Regions from separate parts of the Homo sapiens genome. Here region 2 is linked to region 1. Evidence: chromatin loops called from intact Hi-C (ENCODE). Cell type or tissue: MCF 10A. All regions are shown on one strand.

Region 1 (2,500 bases):
CTCTCTGATAGTAGAAAATTTGACTCTGTGTATGTATGTTTCCTAGAAGAAAGCAGAACCATGAGTAAACACCCAGTGAATAATTTGGGATGCTGATGAAATCAAGGAAGACTGGAAAAGCAACTTGTTGGGTGTGCTGTGGAGAGATTTCCTATAGTGGGCAGAAGGTTAGATAAAAGATTCTCTGAGGTGTCTTCTATCTCTGGGAATTTATGCTAGAAATGTCAACTTAATTAAGTTGCAGTGCCTGTCAACAATCCAAGGGCAAAAGTTTGCTCCAGATCTATAATCTAGCCTCATCATCTTAGGGGGAATGTGACCAAATATAGTATAACACTATCAGTATGAAAAGAATGAAATCCACACAGCCTGCATAATTATAGGTGCAGAGAAGAAGAAATTGATGACACAATATTAAGGTTTATTTTTGCCACCTAAAAACATGTCAACATCCTATTATCTTATTATCTCAGATTTTTATTCAATTCTATGACAGCTAAAAGTAACCATTATATCTGTCAATTAAAAGAAGAGAAACTGCTTATTGAAATTTTATAATTTGATCTATGACATGGAGTTGAACTGGAAGCACCTGCCAGTCTTCCTGATGTTCCAGATAGTATTTTGCTGCAAATTAATTAATCTAACTACATCTTGATTTTCTCACACTGCATTAGAAAGTATGTGCTCTTGGTCATAAACCGTGATGAAACTATAAGAACCATGTAATGAAACCTTATGGTTTGAGTTGTCTGGCTTGTCATAGAGATGAATATAGTGTAATTAAGCCACACTCTCTCCTTGCAGTAATGAAGGCACTGTTTGGGGGACTATGCCAGGGATAGGAGAATAAGTTGTCTATGGCACTCGAACGGTCTACACTATCCAAGTAAGGTAACCAGCTAAGGCACTTTCAAAGTAAAACCAAACAGAAAGTCACGGCAGATAATGCCACTTTCATCACTGGTAATTACTGGCCTTAGAGTTGTAATGAATGGCTGCTACAGAATAAAAGGTAGGTGGCAATTTATGCAACAGATCATTGTTCATCATCAGCAGTATGGGTGGCACTAAGCAACAGGCAGAATTATTTTTAAACCCGCGAGGTAAAGTAGATTAAAGGTATTATTAATAGGCTAGGCCTAAAGGAACAGTGTCTTAATTATGGACTCTTTTTCCTATCCTTTCTTAAAGATATTATATTTCTACAACTGATGAAGGACTAGATTAGGCTTAGGCTAGCAGTAGAGGGAACACTCATTGCTGCATTAAGATCAAAGAACCTTCCGAAATTTTGGTTGCTCCAAGTACCAGAATCAGCTGTCATTCTGTTGGAAGCAATAGGGAAAGGGTAGCTCACAACATTTTTTTAAAAAAGTATTTCTCAATCAGTCCACCATTTACTGGACTAGGCTACAGTGAACTGCATAATTTTATGGAATCTCGTTTTTCAGGGTATCTTGTTAACCAATGGGCTGACATTCTCTTTGCAGGAGCTCCACCAAGTGGTCATCCAGCTTGTGGGCGAAAGTCAGAAAAACAAATTAGGAATCCTAAGAAAGACTGACTGATAGCCGAGTAGAGCAGTCTGAAGGTAGATAAACGTGAACCCTCCATCCATAGGGAGATTCAGATACAGGCTTCATGTTTAGACAAGACATCTGCTTTTCCTCACCATTTGTTTTTGGTAACTTTCTGGTCCTTATATGAACTATGCCTGCCCTTTGACCTCATGACCCCATATGCTTTGAGCCCTCCATTTTCTCCTAATCAATTAGTCTCCTTCTGTCTTCCCATTTTCCCTGTTCAGCTCCACACACTGGTGTCCACTACTTAAATTATGCTTTCAATATTACTTTCAACTCTTAATCCAGCCATCCTGTTTCTCTGACTCTGGAACTGAGCAGCTGAGAGTTCTTGGAGAAAAATCACACAGCCATACCAATTGATGTCACTGTATGTTGTTGCTTTCTGACCAAGGCTGAGTCCTCAGTTATGGTGAAGGTGCTTCTGATCAACTGACAGTGGGTATTCCAAACATTTACTTCCCTTACTGTCAAAACCACCAACTCTTCTTACACTCAGCAAATGATGATTCTGTCCTTTTCATTGTGAAAAGGCAAGGGCAGAAAGTGAAAACGGCACCTTCCTCTCCCTCTTACTTATTCGCTTATTTATTGGCATTTTTACTTCTCCTTCCTGTTGGAAAAGGTGCCCATCTAACTCGAGGCTCATTTCTCAACCTGTAGATTGGATTCCATCCTCTTCTGTGTACTCAATGACTTTATTATATCAATCATCGCCCTCTTTCCTGTTTTACTTCAGAAAATAAACAGAACAGTGGTTTGTCTTATTGAAAATGAAAGCAAAAGTAAAATTACCTTGGCAGTTTTGGGTCTCTAATTATAAGCCAAAGAAACAAATTGAGAACAACTTATGGAAAAAATGATATTCATTGGAAATATACTGGTATAATGCAGAACAGAAGAAAATACTAAAC
Region 2 (2,500 bases), 260 kb before region 1:
TGCTATGTTCCCCAGGTTCATCTCTAACTCCTGGACTCAAGTGATCCTCCAGCCTTGGCCTCCCAAAGCACTGGGATTACAGGTGTGAGCCATCATACTGAGCCTAAAATATAACTTAAAAAAAAATGAAAGCAACAGAATTAGACAAGCTCAGAATATTTTGCCACCACTATTGTTTAAGGAAACTTTTTTTCCCAAAAAAGTATCCCAAAGGGATACTTAAGAATCCTCTTTAATAGATAACTTTTAACAGTGTGCATTGTATGAAAGCCAAGCCATTCTAAAATTCTGTTGTTGAAATTGAAGCAAGAGATTTGTAATTTAAAAGTTAGTGCTTCATTATGAGATTTTACCCTTTTTTGCCTTAGTTGCATAGAAAGTTCTCAGAAAACAGACAAGCTTACCCAGAGGGAGAACTAATGTTCAAGTTTCCAAAGTGGGTGGTGAATTGAAAATCATGAAAAATATTATGAAACTAAAGAAAAATTAAACGTATGATCTGATGAATGTATTTATGTGATGATTGACAAGTTAGCCTCTAGGTTCCACTGAGCAATATTTATGGGAAAGGAGTGGAGGAGACAGGGAATTCTGGCAGCTTGTGCCTGCTATTTATGTACCGTTCAGCTTAGCAGGAGAGGGACGAAGAACTGGGGCTGCATTAAAAAACATCCTCTGGGCTGGCTCACTGGGCTTGCTTTGAACTCTTGTTCATCATTATTTTATGCTGCAGCTTGTCTTTGTGTTGGTGGAAGGGAAAAGAAAAACACAAGAGACTAGCCTTTAGTTTCTAAATCAAAGCTGTGCTTTGCTGACTGCTGGAGTGGCTTTTCAAAAGCAAAACAAGTGGGGACATTAAAATTCCTTGCTTTTGTAAACCAGGAGCTGAGTTGGGGTTTTTTTTTTCTTCTTTTTAAATTCTCAGATGCAAAAGGGTATGTTTCAATGTGTCTTACATTTACCTTGAAACAATCTCAGTATGTTTTTTTCCATTTGACTGGCACTTGGAGAAGATAAAGCAAGGTGAAAAAAATACTAAGGAGGAACCTGCAGAGGTTTGGAGGAAGGGCGTTCATTGTCATCGAATTTAAGAAAGAGAAGGATATGTAAATTTTACTAATTAATGCCTCTTACACATCCTTTCTTGATAGTGACCCCAAGGTCCAAAGACGTTAAATCAGTTGCCTAAAGCCCAGACCCAGAAAGTCAGGACTAGACCTTCCTCTGTGGATTCCCACTCGTCCTCTTTACACTGCCCTATGCTGCCTCTAGCGTTAGCCGGAGAAACTGTAAGGAGGGGTTAGGGGAGGAGAAGGCAAAGAAAAGCTGGAGAGGGTCGTAGATTCTTGCCTAAGGAGGCAAGAAGTGACCTCCCTGAGTCAGGATACTTGAGCATTTGACTTGACTAAGAGAAGTAGCCCGCTAGTTCCAGGCGTTGAACGCGCCAATTAGCTGCCGCTGAGTATCTGGGATGTTTTTTGTTTGTTTGTTTTTCTACTTTGGAAGATCAATGTAAGGTAGAAAGTTAATCCCTTTCTTCTTGCCCTCCACGCCTTCCACGCTGATCGAAGCGACCGTCCTCCCTCGAACATTTCGTGGGCTCATTCTTTGTAACACACTTGCTCTGGGCCTTAGGTGTCTCTTTAAACCCTCTCTCCCCTCTTTATTTCCAAATCTTTATCTTTGGCTTTCTTAAGCTGTAAAGGCACACTGGCACCTTAGGTGGTCAGGTAAGATCGCTGGATTCCTTATTTCGGCGAAAGTCCAGCGGACCATTCCCGCCACTGTACCCATTTTAGAAACACTTGGAAGACCCTTAAGGATCATTTACGGAGAGAAAGGTGTGCATTCTGCGGCTGCCGGCGGGCAGCTAGAGAACGTGGCGGGGGGCAGCGCATCTGGCGCCTTGGCCGGGGCGCGGAGTGGGAACAGCCCGCACGCGTCCGCTGCCGCCCTGCCTGGCGACGAGTGGCACAATCGCCCACCAGGAATCGGCTGGTGCCGCGGGTGGGCGAAGGCAGCGCCGCCGGCCCGGAGGGCGGCGCGGAGGGTGGCGCTGGCGGCGTGAAAGGCGTCTTTGTGCAAGATTGAGTGTGGTGGGGGGAAGGCGAAGAGAGAACTGATCCAGGACCTGGACGCGGGGGTCTGCGGCGCCCCTACGCCCCCACGCCCCCAGCCGTCCGCAGTGCCGGAATGAGCCGGATAGCGCCGGCAGGGGGCAGTGTGGCGATATAGGGGTTGCCGGGGGGAGAGGAGGGTCTCTGTTCACCTCTATTTGAGGCTGACTGGGGAGAAAGCTGCCTGGAGGAAGCTGCTGGGGTGCGGGGGGCTGAGGGATTTGGCTCCCCGCCCTCTCCCCTAGATGGCGGAGAAATCGGGCTAGCTGGAAGGGCGCAGCTCCTCTCCCAGAGCTCATTCTGGAGTCGGAGAACTGGGAGAGCGGCCCCCGAGGCGGAGCCTCCCTCCCGCCCCGAGTCGCGCTGCCCCCCACCTGGGGGAG

Evidence for each region. Hi-C counts contacts between places; a loop is a spot of excess contacts. Peaks named below come from ENCODE experiments on the same cell type or tissue, not always from the same donor. Only the 100,000 strongest peaks of a DNase experiment are listed, where the experiment ranks them.
Region 2: it touches region 1 in a loop (19-fold over the local background); 26 of 110 quality-filtered maps call a loop at or near these places.

The regions. Positions count from the first base shown.
Region 1 is chr5:99,031,164-99,033,663 of GRCh38, forward strand. No RefSeq gene overlaps it. Among named protein-coding and RNA genes, the nearest start is that of CHD1, 100 kb to the left of the region's middle. RefSeq lists an enhancer at 2,261-2,320. In MCF 10A, a CTCF peak has its summit at 1,513 (motif pointing left); a DNase peak (open chromatin) is centred at 1,498.
Region 2 is chr5:98,767,022-98,769,521 of GRCh38, forward strand. It overlaps a transcript of RGMB not described here. Among named protein-coding and RNA genes, the nearest start is that of RGMB-AS1, 4.8 kb to the right of the region's middle. RefSeq lists enhancers at 146-887, 888-1,628. In MCF 10A, CTCF peaks have their summits at 1,281, 1,482, 2,195 (motif pointing right) and 2,395 (motif pointing right); a DNase peak (open chromatin) is centred at 1,280.